Linked DNA regions of Homo sapiens: regions 2 and 3 are each linked to region 1. Evidence: chromatin loops called from intact Hi-C (ENCODE). Cell type or tissue: PC-3. All regions are shown on one strand.

Evidence for each region. Peaks named below come from ENCODE experiments on the same cell type or tissue, not always from the same donor. Only the 100,000 strongest peaks of a DNase experiment are listed, where the experiment ranks them.
Region 2: a loop joins it to region 1, with 2.8 times the contacts of the local background. A loop is called at or near these places in 2 of 110 quality-filtered maps.
Region 3: a loop joins it to region 1, with 8 times the contacts of the local background. A loop is called at or near these places in 2 of 110 quality-filtered maps.

The regions. Positions count from the first base shown.
Region 1 is chr6:22,361,759-22,366,758 of GRCh38, forward strand. It overlaps a transcript of LOC105374971 not described here. Among named protein-coding and RNA genes, the nearest start is that of PRL, 67 kb to the left of the region's middle. In PC-3, no CTCF peak of the experiment used is centred here; DNase peaks (open chromatin) are centred at 803, 1,723 and 2,763; H3K4me3 peaks cover 1,124 bases; H3K27ac peaks cover 3,914 bases.
Region 2 is chr6:21,944,176-21,949,175 of GRCh38, forward strand. The region is part of intron 5 of CASC15 (cancer susceptibility 15); the gene reads left to right. Among named protein-coding and RNA genes, the nearest start is that of NBAT1, 200 kb to the right of the region's middle. In PC-3, no CTCF peak of the experiment used is centred here; a DNase peak (open chromatin) is centred at 2,446; H3K27ac peaks cover 1,151 bases.
Region 3 is chr6:22,468,206-22,473,205 of GRCh38, forward strand. The region is part of intron 4 of LOC105374971 (a long non-coding RNA gene); the gene reads left to right. Among named protein-coding and RNA genes, the nearest start is that of HDGFL1, 99 kb to the right of the region's middle. In PC-3, a CTCF peak has its summit at 3,089; a DNase peak (open chromatin) is centred at 3,016; H3K4me3 peaks cover 263 bases; H3K27ac peaks cover 459 bases.

The DNA of each region.
Region 1 (5,000 bases):
TTATGGCTTGGCTGTTGGCTGATTAAGGATGGCCATGATTTAGGGTGACACAACTCTGCTCCACGTATCTGTCACCATCCAGCTGTCTAACCTGGCCAAGTTCTCAGGTCAGGGCCCAGAGGGAAAGAACAAATAAGGCTGATTCTGCCAGGGGGCACACAAGAACATGCGTGTGCTTTCCAAAGCTCTACTTGCATCTGATTTGCTTACAGCCCACTGGCAAAATCAAGTCACCCTATCAAGCCTGGAATCAGGGGGAGGGGTCCCCATAATGGTATAGAGCAAAGGACATTTGGGAGGCCAATAATTAGGGCTATTAATGCTATCAATCCACTGTGGGAATATATGATCATGACAACCCTTATCAGGGAGGCAGGGGGTGAACTAGAGAAGAACACACAGTTACTGGCAGGTTGTTGGTAATATTTTAATATTTTAATTCTTAAGCAAGGCAGAAGTTAGAGGTTTCACTTTGCAAATTATACTGTATAACTTACATACACATTACATATATTTTTGTATAAGCACAAAATCCTATATGTTTTTTAATTGGACAAAAAAAATTCCAAAACAAAGCAACAACCTTTCAAATGTAAGGAAAACAAAGAAAAGCTGAAGGGCTAATTTGGGAAGTCCAGTGGCAAATTGGGCCTTTGGATTCCATTTCCAGGTTCTGCAAAATAGGATATTAATTGTCTCCTTTTAATAGAAGATTGTGACTTTGACAAAGAAATCACTTATTAAAAGAAGTTGAAGGGCAGGTTTGCCAACTAGGGAGAATGATTCTCTCTTCTAGAGACCTCAGATCAAATTTCAACAATGTAGAAAAGCCACGTTTATTCTGCTCTACTTTCCTGTCTTTTATTGTTTGTTTTATTCCTGGAACAAAGACCACAGCTTGTCTTCGAAAGACTTCCATGTGAGTTTGAAAGGGTGTAGAATTTGGAACATGCTCTAGCTCAGATAAAACTCCTGATTTTTTTTTTTTTTTTTTTCAAAGCGCTCCTCAATCAGACCCAGATCTCAGACCTCCGGGGTTTGATTCATTCATCTCTAGCTAAGACTATGTTTTCTAGCCTCTCTCCAGAAGACTGGGAGATTCACTTTAAAAAGACGCTGCTGCTGCTGCTTTTTTTTCATCACAAAAGAATTAATGTTTTCACAGCCCTTTGAAGACGTGGTGTCACGCATGTGCTGTTATTAATAATAAAATACAGATCTGTTTCACACCATCTGAAAAACAGGGTTTTGCCACCATGAAAGAGCTTTTATTTCTACCAGGTCTTCATGATGCGTAGCCCAGATCCAGCTCAGCCTCAGACTGGGGAACCATGTCCCAGAAAATGGGTAAAGAGAGGAAACAGCTGGAGAGAAACAAAACAATGCACAACACCCAATACGTTAAAAAATAAAAATTCAAAGGAGGCTTTAATCACCATTGGAGATCATTTCCCCTGACTGCAAGCATTTTAGATAGAACTGGATTCAGCACCTGCTAAAGATGGGGCCTGGTGAGTGGATCCTGGATTCTTTATGGATTCTGAAGAAGGTAAACATCCCCAGGTTCATGAGCCTGTTCAGACAGGAAAGACAGTACTGATTGCAATCTGCTGTTAGTGTTTCCTTTTATATTTGTTCAGTGCTTTGAGTCATTCTTTCTCCTTTTCTTCTCTGAAACTACTAACATTGCTCCTCCAGTAGCCTTTTGCATTTACAAGCTACCTTGTCATGCCTTGGTTTTTGGGGAAGAGGAGATAGATGTAAAGTGAGGCTACTGTAAACAACAGTTCAATAGAGGCTTCAGAACAGGGTCCATTTAGGGAGGTGAGTGCAAACATTCCATGAAATAAAAAGAACCGCTTCTGTGAGCTCAACTCACAACAGGCACAGCCACTGGCAATAGCAGCCTGAGAAGGAGCAAATTTGAGAGCTGGGTCTGTTATTCTTATTTTTGTAAATCTTTGCACCTGTCTTTGGTGGCAAGATTCTCAACTCATTTCCCTTGTTTCTGTTCCTCCTCCTCCCTGCACTCCATGCCTCTCTGGGGTTCTGCTTGTTTTGGAACTAGTGATTCAAAATGGACTCCAACATTGTTTCTGAATCACAAAGCGTTTGCAGAAGAGGGAAGTATTTCTTGCTCCATTCCAAGCCCCAACACAGAAGGTGTTGTATGGAAAAGGGAGCTGAAGGGAGAAGAAAAAGAGGAGGAAAAAAAAAGAGGCAAAAGTAAAAAACTCAAGGAAATCAAGACCATGCTGTGCAAAATTGTTACAGCTGTTTCTGTTTTTATTGGCTGTTTCTTTTGGCTTCATTTTTCCAGCAACTGCAGTTCATGTGAGCAGGAAGGCATACAGCATGGCCGAGCTCCACGGTGGGCGGAGGGGAGGACAGAAAAGGGACTGAGAAAAGGATGGAAGGGGCTGGGTGTGGAGGTTATGAATTGTGGCACAGTGCTTAGAGGGGACACACATCAAAGCATTTCTTTTTTTGATAGTTTTGTGGAAGCCTTAGCAATAGAATTTAGAGGCATTTACTGGAAAGCTCCTAAAAGCATCCCATCTCCATGGCTGGATCAGATAGGTGGTCTGTTTAAGGCAGTATACTATCCTTGAAATGATGCTCTGATATCTGTGAGGAAATAATGTGTCAAGACACATCCCTTCCCCTTTCCCTCCTGGATAGTGATTCACCTAGACCAGTGCACAGGGCAGAACATACGGGAAGTGCATATTTTCCCTGGGGGACTCTATTTCTCATGGTTACAAATGGAATGAGTTATATGCCTGCTCAGTGACCCTATGAAGATATTGGCAGCTGGGATACAGCACCTCAGGGCTTGGAGCGAGTTGCTCACCCACCTTGATCCCCCTGCAAAGCAGCTGGAAGGTGAGCCAGAGACAGGCACATGAAAAAAGCTCACAATGAGTCTCTGTCTCTTTCTTAAAGCTTCCTATTAAATATGTGATTTAAATGACATTTTTAAGGTTTATAAGACTGCTTACATTGGAATTCTTGAATGTGATAGTATTTTTAACTGCACTGGCCCTAACACACACACACACGCGCACACACACACACACACACACACACGTTCGCACTGACTCTCACTCTTTTTTTTCTTTTTGAGACGGAGTCTCACTCTGTCACCCAGGCTGGAGTGCAGTGGCATGATCTCGGCTCACTGCAACCTCCACCTCCCGGGTTCAAGCAATTCTCTGCCTCAGCCTCCCGAGTAGCTAGGATTACAGGTACCCGCCACCAGGTAATAATTTTTTGTATTTATAGTAGAGACAGGGTGTCACCATTTTGGCCAGGCTGTTTTTGAACTCCTGACATCGTGATCCACCCGCCTTGGCCTCCCAAAGTGCTGGGATTACAGACTCTCACTCTTAATCAAATTAATTTTCCAAACTCTAAGGAAACATCTTTCTAAAAGTGAAAATTGTGTTCCAAATGAGGGCAAGTGGGTAAGAGAACTGGAAGTTAGAAGATAGAGCAAGAGGAAAAAGTATTTACTTATATTTGACTTGCAGTTATATCCGAAGGGAAAATACAATAAAAAGTTGATTAATAACAACAAAACCTCCCTATATCTGGTGATAAAACATTGTTTGCATGCTTTCACATTTTAAACAAAATTCCAGCTATGCTGTAGAATGAGAGGTGAGCCAGAATCCCAGTGCCCATGCATTGGTTCTGTTTTGGAGACTTGGTTTTACTCTGAACTGGGCTTCTGACTTACTTGGCTACTGGAGGGCAAATCATAACCAATATATCTCAGTGCTGTCATCCAAAAATGGAGGTGGACTTGGGAAGATGGACTAATTAAAGGTTGCAAAGCACTTTTGAGTCTATAAAGCCATATGTAATTGCAACCATTAAACCTAGTAATATAATGAAGTGTTGAAAGTTGTGTCTTCGTCATTTTGTTTTCTAAATTCAGTGAGAGACTCCTTCAAAGCCCATTCTGTTTACTTTCCCAAGGAAATTGTCTCAGTCCATTTTCTGTTGCTGTAACAGAACACCTAAGACTAGGTAATTTATAAAGTAAAGCGATTGATTGGCTCTAGAGGTTGGTAAGTCCAAGAATGAGGGGTTGCATCTGGTAAGGGCCTTCTTGCTGTGTCATAAAATGGCAGAAAGCATGACATGGTGAGAGAGAGCAAGAGTAGGCCAAATTCAGCTTTTATAGCAAGCTTCTGATAAGAATCCATTCATCCAGAGTCCTCATGACATAATCACCTCTTAAAGGTCCTACCTCTCAACACTGTTGCACTGGGGATTAACTTTCCAACACATTAACTGTGGAAAACACATTCAAACCATAACAGAAATTAATGAATGAAAAAACTGGTGATTTGGGCCAATGCGCTCTTGAACAGTTATGTATTTTGAGATATACCAAGCTTTTTTCTGCATTTCCTAATATTATTTTTATGTTCATTATGTTACTATTAAACATTTTTTCATTACGTTATTATTTTCTTATGTATTAATAGTAGTTAATAATACATTTACCAAGAATTAAATTTGTTTAAAATTTCGCAGTTGGGGCAGAGTTTACCAAATGTGGAGTGAGCCTATCTGTTGTGAAATAGAACTCACTAACCTCTTAACACAGGAAAATCAGTGATTTCATCAGATTAGAATTACATAGAGAAGCTATTCTCTGGGTGCAAAGATTGAAATTGCTTCTTGTGAAAGACACAGTTTCACAATTTCTTGTGAAATTGTTTCTTGTATCTAGTTTAAAACAGACACAAGAGAAACTTCATATGTAGTGCTGACACGTAAAGAGTTGGAGAATGAGTTGTCCCTTTGCGCCTCAACTTCTCCCTCAATGTCATGGTGGGCAAAATTATTTTGCCTTAGGCTTTAGCTGTAAAATGGGTTGCTAGCACTTGACCACAAATGGAATAATTACAATGAGGTTTGGAAGCCTACAGCATTTGTATTGAGGACATTTCCCCCTTGTGCATCTGTTAACTGTTATTACAGAT
Region 2 (5,000 bases), 420 kb before region 1:
TATAGCTAATGAGGATGTCTGCGGATTGAGGTAGCCTATGCTTCAGTCATGGGTCCTCAAGTGCTGTGTTTCTGCTCAGTGAATAACAGTGGTGGGGATTGAAAGATTCCTTGAGTTAATTTGAATTCAAATCCAGTTCTATTCCCCACCCCGCTTTGTTTCCGCTCTACCAGTGCAGTATTTTTTGTTGTTGTTGTTGAGACGCAGTCTCACTCTGTCGCCCAGGCTGGAGTGCAGTGGCTCAATCTTGGCTCACTGCAACCTCTGCCTCCCAGCTTCAAGCAGTTCTCCTGCCTGTAGCGCCCGCCACCAGGCCCAGCTAATTTTTGTATTTTTAGTAGAGATGGGTTTTCACCATGTTGGCCAGGCTGGTCTTGACCTCCTGACCTTGTGATTCACCCGCCTCGGCCTCCCAAAGTGCTGGGATTACAGGTGTGAGCCAACGCACCTGGCCAATTTTTTTTTTTTTGGAGACAGAGTCTCACTTAGTCACCCAGGCTGGAATGCAATGGTGCGATCTCCACTCACTGCAGCCTCCACTTCCCGGGTTCAAGCAATTCTCATGCCTCAGCCTCCTGAGTAGCTGGGATTACAGGTGCCTGCCACCATGCCCATCTAATTTTTGTATTTTTAGTAGAGATGGGGTTTTACCATCTTGGCCAGGCTGGTCTTGAACTCCTGACCTTGTGATCCACCTGCCTCAGCCTCCCAAAGTGCTGGGATTATAGGTGTGAGCCACTGTGCCCGGCGTCTTCCTGATTATAAAAAGGACTTTAGCATGCCTTAACTCTCCATTAAACAGCCTCCTCATCTTGTTTTTGTTGCCTGGAATTTTAATGGCCCACCCACCTCCTTTTTTTTTGAGACAGGGTCTTGCTCTGTCACCTAGGCTAGAATGCACTGGCACAATCATGGCTCACTCAGCCTTGACCTCCTGGGCTCAGGTGATCCTCCCACCTCAGCCCCTCAAGTAGCTGGGACTACAGGTGCATGCCTCCACACCCAGCTAATTTTTGTATTTTATGTAAAGACAGAGTTTCGCCATGTTGGCCAGGCTGGTCTCGAAATGCTGGGCTCAAGCAGTCTGCCCACCTCAGCCTCTAAGTGCTGGGATTACAGGCATAAGCCACTGTACCCAGCCAACTTTCCCCTTTTTAACATAAAAAGTTGGTTATTAATTTTTAAATCAATCAAATGACATCTGGTATTTTACTGATTTATTTGCTTCTGGTTTCTTATATCCCATAACTGTTCTTTGGCTTCACCTTTTAGTTTATTGAAATACATCCTTTAATATTTACTTTTGTTTTCAGTTTACCATCATTTTTCTTAGGTCTTTTTTTCTTTTTCCTGGAAGAAAAATTATAAAATTGTTATATAATATTTGATACATATGAAGGTGCACAAATACACACACATGAACATACACCTACAAACTGTAGGTATGTTATGAACCATAATAGTAAGTGAATTCACCATAGACATTTCCAATAGAGTTCACTCTACATGTATAAAAACCTCCTACTTCCTTCCCAGAGGTAACCACTAGTCTGAATATAGTGTTTCTCATTCTTTTGCCTTCAAAAACATACATACTAGGTTTTCAAAAATAGGTTTCAATAGGTTTTTTTTTTTTTTGAGACAGAGTCTTGCTCTGTCACCCAGGCTGGAGTGCCGTGGCACAATCTCGGCTCACTGCAACCTCCGCCTCCCAGATTCAAGCAATTCTCCTGCCTCAGCCTCCTGAGTAGCTGGGATTACAGGCACGTGCCACCGTGCCTGGCTAATTTTCGTATTTTTTTTTTTAGTAGAGACGGGGTTTCACCATGTTGGTCAGGCTGGTCTCAACCTCCTAACCTTGTGATCCACCCGCCTCAGCCTCCCAAAGTGCTGGGATTACAGGTGTGAGCCACCACGCCCGGCTTCAGTAGGTTTTTAAAATAACTGTAATAGGTTTAAGATTTGCTTATGTTTAACTTCATAAAAAATACTGTCACCTTGTGACTTGCCCTTTATTCAGAATCATGTTTCTAAGACTTAGTGTTACCGGTAGCAGCAGTTTTTCTACTACAGCTGTGGATAATATTACATCATTTGCATATACTACAATATATTTACTCATTCTCCCATAAGTAGACTTTTGGTCATTTAGATTTTTCCTATCAGTAGCAGTGTCATTATGAACACTGTTGTTTGTGTATGCCAACTGATGTGCTTCACGAGTTTCTCTAAGGCATGCACCCTGGAGTGAAGCTGCTTGGTGTAAATTATACCCACGGGCCCATCAGGTATCAAACTCCAGGCACCATTGGCTCATAGCTCTGGATTCCAGCAGCCTGTGGCTTAGCTCCTCCTGCCAGTTGGCCTTTGTGGTCTGTTTCTGGTCCATGATGAGGTTTATAATTTTTGTCCCTTGGGATTTCCCTTTTACCCTTTGCAATAGGTTTGGAACAACAGGGTCTGCCACTTGTGAACTCAAGGCATATTCATGAAATGAAGTCACCATCATTTACTTCTTCAAATATTTAGTGGTCAGAACAGAGGCCGTTTCTGGAATTATAAGGTTGAATTCTTCATACGATGATGTAGCTAGATTTTTTACAACTTGGTTTGTGTGTAAGGAAGCAGGTTCTTTTCCCTGAGTGTAATGTATATCAGCACTTTTCAGTGAGGGTGATTTTTTTTTTTTACCCAGGGGACATTTGTCAATGCCTAGAGACATTTTTGGTTGTCATGAATGGGGTAGGTGAAGGTAAAACTAGCATCTAGTGGGTAGAGGCTATAGATACAGCTAAACATTCTACAGGACATTGAACAGGGCAGCCCCCCACAACAAAGAATTATTGAGTCCTATATTCATAGTATTAGGGTAAAACCACAACCAAAACCCTACAATGTATAGGACAGCATTGCACAAAAAAGAATTATTGGGTCCAACATTTCAATAGCGCTAGGGCACCCTGATGTATGTGAAGATGATCAGTCATTGTGTTCTGAACGTATGATTCTAACACTAAAATTTGGGCCAGGCGTGGTGGCGCATGCATGTCATTCCAGCACTTTAGGAGGCTGAGGCAGGAGGATTACTTGAGCCCAGGAGTTTGAGACCGGCCTGAGCAACATGATAAAACTGTTTCTACAAAAGATAAAAGAAATCAGCTGGGCGTGGTGACATGTGCCTGTAGTCTCAGCTACTCGGGAGGCTGAGGTGGGAGGATCACTTGAGCCCTGGAAGTCAAGCCTGCAGTGAGCTGTGACCATGCCATTGCACTCCAGCCTGGGCAACAGAGTGAGACCCTGTCTCAAAATAAATTCATATTTAATAGAGTCACAACATTTTTTGCTTTTTCCCCCATGCCATGTCTTTGGAAGTGTGTGTTTGGAATGCCCAGGTAATACAGCTAGTGAATTACTTGCCTAATTTAGATCAAAGTATACAATTAGTGTGAAAAGAAAGATGAATTATCAAGAAGTAACGCAGGCTATATGAAAAATAGCAGGGTTTAATTTCTATTTCTGTCTGTCAGTGGAATTCTGTAAACGCTAGTGGACATTCTTCCTGTCCTAGCACGACTTCTCTTCCCAGCCATCTCAAGCTTTGATCAGGAAGGAGAAGGGAGGCATTCCTACACGCACCAGAACAGTGCAGTGGGGAGTTGGTCTGTGGATTTCGTGGAATTTTAGAAAAAAAAACAAAAAGCAACAAAAAAAAAAACCAGAGCACATCTCCCACTACTTACTGGGCCCGGCTCAGCAATAGCATTACCCAGTAAATATGGATGAATGGATGATCAAGAGTTTCCGCAGTCTGGTTTGCTTCCCTTCCTGTTCCAGGTCTTTCTTTGTCCATGAACTGCTGAAACCTGAGTGGGGGCTTCCACAAAGGGAGAGAAAGGGGGATGGAGAAGGAGGGAAAGGCAGATAACAGCCGAATGTAATCAGCATTTTATTACTGTCCTCAGGAAGTAGGAATAGGAAAAAAGAAGTAGGTTGGAGCAAGGAAAGTTAATTATGTGAGGTTATTTGACAGGAAATTACTAAATACAAACAGACAGAAGAAACACATTTTAAAGCAGGATAGGAAATCTCAAGTTACTCCACTCTGTGCATTCAAAACCCCCAAAGCAAATTCTGAAAATAGCAGTTTAAACAAAAGCTATCTTATCTGATAAAAGTATTTCAAACACAAAGGGAAATTTATATATTGGGCAGGCAATCTTAAAATAAACCGATTTTGTTGATAGCACTGCAAATGTAATTGTGGGAAACCCCCTTCTGATGTCTGAATTTATCTTGTAGATGTTTTGAATTTGGCATTTCAGTTCTATAAAGGTATATGTGTGTGTGTATTTCACCTTGGAAAATTATATATATGTGAAATAAAATGAAAAGTTTATTATGTTTGTGTTTTTTTTCAGTATTACAAAATTTTGGGGGAGTTAGGTATTATTAATAGTTCCAGAAGACTGTTACATCAGTACAGCCAGAGAACTGAGGTGTTCTCTAAAATCTTTATTTCTGGAGGTCATATATTTTAAATGTTTTAATTGATGTATTTGATTAACATAATTTTTTTTTATTGCTTTTCAGCCATTGGCAAAATTCGTAGAATCTTTGTAAATTATCCAAACATATTTGGTGTTGTTTTAAAGACTAAGTGATTAAGGAGTAGGACCTTTTCCTACCCTGAATGATTTCTGGTTCTTTAATGGCCTATGCTAAATAGTCAGTGTTGCAGACATAGAAAGGAGGGTCAGAAGTGGCTGTTCAGTAATCTGACCCTTTTAATTAAGGTTGTCATCCTAAGAAAAAAGACCCAAATAACAAAAAACACCAACAAAATACATACATATATGCATAAAGGGGCACACACACACACACACCCATATTTATATGTAGCTTTTCCAAAGAAAAAAGGAAGAAACTTTATTTTCTAGATCTTGATAGTAGGATTCTCTAAGGATTTTTTAAAATAGTTGAGATATTGAAGAGTCATATCA
Region 3 (5,000 bases), 110 kb after region 1:
GTGCAGAAGAAATGTTTTAGGGAAAAACTTTGAAGCTGGCATTTAAACATTTGTCTCTATTAGTTTGGTTCACTCCTTATCATAAACCTTGGTAATTACATTTTGTACATCCCTCGAGGCTTCAAGACTGACAAGACTCTGTTTAAAGAGAAGGAATGGAAAACTAACATACTTGAATTCAGCTTACTTGATTCGGCTTACTTGGCTGCATGAATTATGACAACATCTTTCATCACTGAAGTAATCTCATATAGTAATGTTGGACAGCATGACAATAAATTGCTTTTATCTTGCCTTTTTTCAGTTTAGAGATTTTCCTTATAGCAAACATTTTTCTGTAGAAACCACATACATTTTTCTTAGTGTTTTTTTTTTTCCCCCAGTAAAAAAAAAAAAGAAGAAAATTGAGTAAATGGATGTTTTTGCATCTACTTGGTATTTTGTATTTCCATGAAGAAAATAAATGTTCACATTTCCTAGGCTTTTCTTGATTCTGGACATTTATTCTTACCACATGCACAGAGAGTTCTTTATAGTATTTCTCTTAAAAGGGCCTAACCTTCTGCTAAATATAGGAAGTGAGGGATGAGTCAGGATGAGAGAACAAGAAAAGAGATAAGATGAAAATATTATGCTACCTAAAATATTTTAGGCAAGGTTTCTGTACAGTATAGTCTTGGTAGCTTTTGATGCTGTTAGCTTTTACTATAGTATGAGCTGGTTCTGTTTGTATAGGAAGGATTTTGCTTTGTTCCCCTATTGCTTGAACTAAGAGAGAAATTCTAGTTTATTTGTGTGTGAATTAGAAGTAGCAAAAGCACCACTCAACATTAAATCAGACTCTCTTTGTATGAAACGGCCATTTTGATTCTAATTTTCTTTGACCAGGATGAGGCATTCATTCACAGCAAAGTGAGTAAATCTCATAATAATAAAAATGACAGATGTTAAAGTATCCAGTTAAAATAAAGTGAGTGCAATTGATTCTTTTTTCCATTTGGACCTTTGGTGCTTTGACACATTTGGGACCTGTTAAAGTTGTTAAAATACTAGTATGTTTTAGGTGTTTTAAATATGTTACCTTATTAATTCTAATGATAATTCTCAAGGCAAACATGGTACTGTTTTCATCCCCATTTGTAGATGAGAAAACGGAAGCAAAGAAAAGTTAAGTGTTTCTTCAACTTAACAAGTTGATTACTGGTGAATTGAATCTAGGGAATCTGACTCCAGATATCTCGCTTTTAAATGGATGCTTTATGGCTAAGGTTCACTTGCTTCTTTGCAAACAAACAAATCCAGTGTTTCTGTTTCCTCTTGTAGGTAACTGTCTATTGACTTAATATTACAACAATCCACATTATTTCAACATTTCTTAACTTTTCTTTTCGATCCTTCTTGAGTGGCAGGATTGTTGAGTAGATAAACAAAATGTAATATGTTCATACAATGAAATATTACTCAGCGATGAAAAGGAATGAAGTACTGATACATGCTACAACATGAATGAACCTTGAATACATTATGCAAAGTAAAAGAAGCCAGGCACAAAAGGATACATATTGTATGATTCCATTAGTATGAAATGTTCAGAATAGACAAATCTAGAGACAGAAAGTAGATAAATGGTTGGCAGAGGCTGTGGGGAGGGAGGCAATAGGGATTGGCTGCTAATGAGGATGGGTTTTTTTTTGGTAAGACAACTACTATTAGGTCCCTGCTCCAGTCTTTGTCTCAGAACCAAGTTTTGGTATCAAGACAACCAGAAAGAAATATCATCCTTCTGTGGCCTCACGCAGTGAAACTTCTGCGAGTGACAAACTTTCCCAAAGAACCCACGGTAGTCTTTGCATCTATATACTTATACTAAAGTTTCCCAAATAATTAATAAGCATTTCTCACCCACAGGTTACTCATCTTAGGGCTTAATTTGTAAAGCTTCTTGAAAGCTTTGGTATCCAAAGTGTGGCTCTAGGCCTACACGGCCACTGCTTAGAAGCATGTTACAAATGTAAATTCTGGGGCCTCACTTAGGCCTATTGAATTAGAGTCTGCATTTTAACAAGGTCCTTAGGTGATTCCTGAGCATCATGAAGTATGAGAAGCTCTGCTTTAAAGAACAGACATGCCTACACTGCCAGAATGTGATTCAAAGACCAAAATCCCACCTCTGCCAAATATTGGCCATGTAAATGTGAGCAAGTCGTATAGAGACTGTGAGCTTCAGTTTCTGCATCTGTAAAAGAGATCACATAACCAACAGCACAGGGTTGTTGAAGGATGATAGTAGAACCCATGAAAAGTATTTGAAATGGTGCTGGGTATACGTTGTCAAAGCAAGGCTGACCCTGTGTGGACGTGACTTTTGATGTCAGGATGAACTCCAGAGCAAGGGCAACCTCGTCTTTTTGGTCCTGCCCTGGGACTTCCCCAGGCCAGAGTGGCATGGGTGGCAGTGGAAGTGGGAGGTGAGGCGGTCATGCATTTGTGGTGGCCAGGGGCCTGGAAAATCTGATGTCAAGGAATGTCCCAGAAGCAGGAGGAAGGTTGACAGGGCTCAGGGAGAGACCCGCTTCCTTTAGCTTTATCAGTATATTCACACACAAGGATTTTTGCACATCTAGCCTCAAACCAAGGGACAGTCCAATGAGAGAATTGAAAAGGGGAAATGTAAGTCAGCAATAAAGGACTTAAAACATAAGAGAGAGAACTAAGAAGGTAGGAAAAAAGGAGTGATAACCACACCCAGACTCTAAAAGAGCTCTGAGGATAATCAGTTTAGCCCGCAGCAGAACCTATTGTACAGGCAGATCTTCCCGGTCTCTGCCCCTGTGGGGTTTGCAGGTGAATGCATTGATAGAGGGGGAATTTTCCTATTGCCACTAACAGGCTCAGGACACATTTTCAGAATGCATTATAAAAACAGCACTTCCTCAGCGTCCCTCACTGTGGTCACACTTCCTGATCAACATGGATTTTGTTATAATAGTTTCTCTCTGTTGACAGAAATGTAGCTGGCAAACTCAGGCAGCCTGCAGCTGGATCCTGAGCCAAAACAAACACACCCTTTGGCTCCTCCTAGCTCCAGATGATTGTAGTTTTTGACTAGGTGCCCTGGCAGCCTCCATGGCTATCATTGTTATTATTTCAACTTATTGTAAACTTTCTAAAATAATTCGAGTAAAGATATATATTCCATGATAGGACAAGGGTCAGCTAAGTTCACTGTAAGAGGAGAAAACACAGAGCGAGGTGTAAAGCTGCCTGGGGCAGTGTTCTTTAGAAATAGAGATTCATGACCTTCTAGATCCCCTTTCCAGTGTCCTGTTGCCTGAACTGTTTTTCACATTATAGGGGCGACATGATACACTGAGTGTAAAATATGCCAACATGATCTAGAATCTACTGGTTATTTTTGCACCTGGTTTTAATTCTGGCCACCAGAAAGTAAAATAAAATAAATAGGATCTTCAGTTTCATTTTTTAAAATTTATATTATTTCTTTTTTTCATATTTCTATTTCTATCTCTACTTTCGTTTTGACATTTCTATGTATTAGATATTACCATGAACTCCTGAAATTGTGGCAAATTGAGTGGGTAGTAGAGTTAAAGTCTCTCTCTGCCTTTTTCCAATCTGCTCTCATTTTCACTTATTTATGTGCTTCTTCCCCCTGTCTCTGACACACGCCAGTGCCTCCCAGACTCCTAAGCAGGTGTGTATGTGCTGGAAACTTCCACCAGGGCTTCCCCATTGTGTCCTAAATCCCACTTTCCGCCGCGCTGCTTCCTCACCCTCTCTGTCTGTTTCCTGCATCTATTTCTGTAACTTTCATTAAACACTTGTTGTCTGCCTTGGGTTGTTAAGATGCTGGCTTCTCTGACCAAAAGGTGTTGTCACTTTTAAATCTTCCTTGTTTGCATCCTCATTTGTCCTGGCAATGTTATTTTGCACTAAAGAGACTGTGAAGATGAGTTTATAGAATTCCTTAATTCCATGATATCTTGCTCTGGGCCACTAAAAGGGGGATGAAAGAATGTGATAATACATCTTTATTATTTTCCAAATGCTAAAAGAGGTAACCAAGCTCATGATATTTCATAGAAATCCTCTACTGAAGTAAACGGAGACAGTGCCACGCAAACCGACAATTAGTTCCCAAAGACCTGAGTCCTCAAGTTGGCTTGTCTTCCTTTTACTCTATGTCTTAAGTTTGTGGTACATATACACCATAGAATACTATGCAGCCGTAAAAAAAATGAGATCATATCCTTTCCAGGAACATGGATGGAGCTGGTAGCCATTATTCTTAGCAAACTAATGCAGGAGCCAAAAACAAAACACTGCACGTTCTCACTTATAAGTGGGAGCTAAATGATGAGAACATATGGACACATAGAGGGGAAAAACACACACTGGGGCTTACTAGAGGGTGGAAGATGGGAGGAGGGAGAAGATCAGGAAAAACAACAAATGGTTACTAGGCTTAATACCTGGGTGACAAAATAATCTGTACAACAAACCCCCATGGCACAAGCTTATCTATATAACAAACCTGAACATGTGCCCCTGAACTTAAAATAAAAGTTAAAGTTAAAAAATGAGCTAATTTAAATAAGCAACAATTATGTCATTTTGCCCCTCATGACCTATGGCTTTTGTCAACATCGTCAGGATATATGTCAGGTTTTTCCTTCAGTCAAAAGACAAAATTACAGCACATTTACTTGAACAATCTATTTTTTCATTATATTTTAAGTTTTCGGGTACATGTGCAGAACGTGCAGTTTTGTTTCGTAGGTATACACATGCCATGGTGGTTTGCTGCACCCATCAACCTGTCATCTACATTAGGTATTTCTCCTAATGCTGTCCCTCCCCTACCCCCAACCCCCCTACAGGCCCCGGAGTGTTATGTTCCCCTCCCTGTGTCCATGTGTTCTCATTGGTGAACAATCTATTTGGCTTGTAGTTGTGATTCTAAGATTGGGCAACATTGG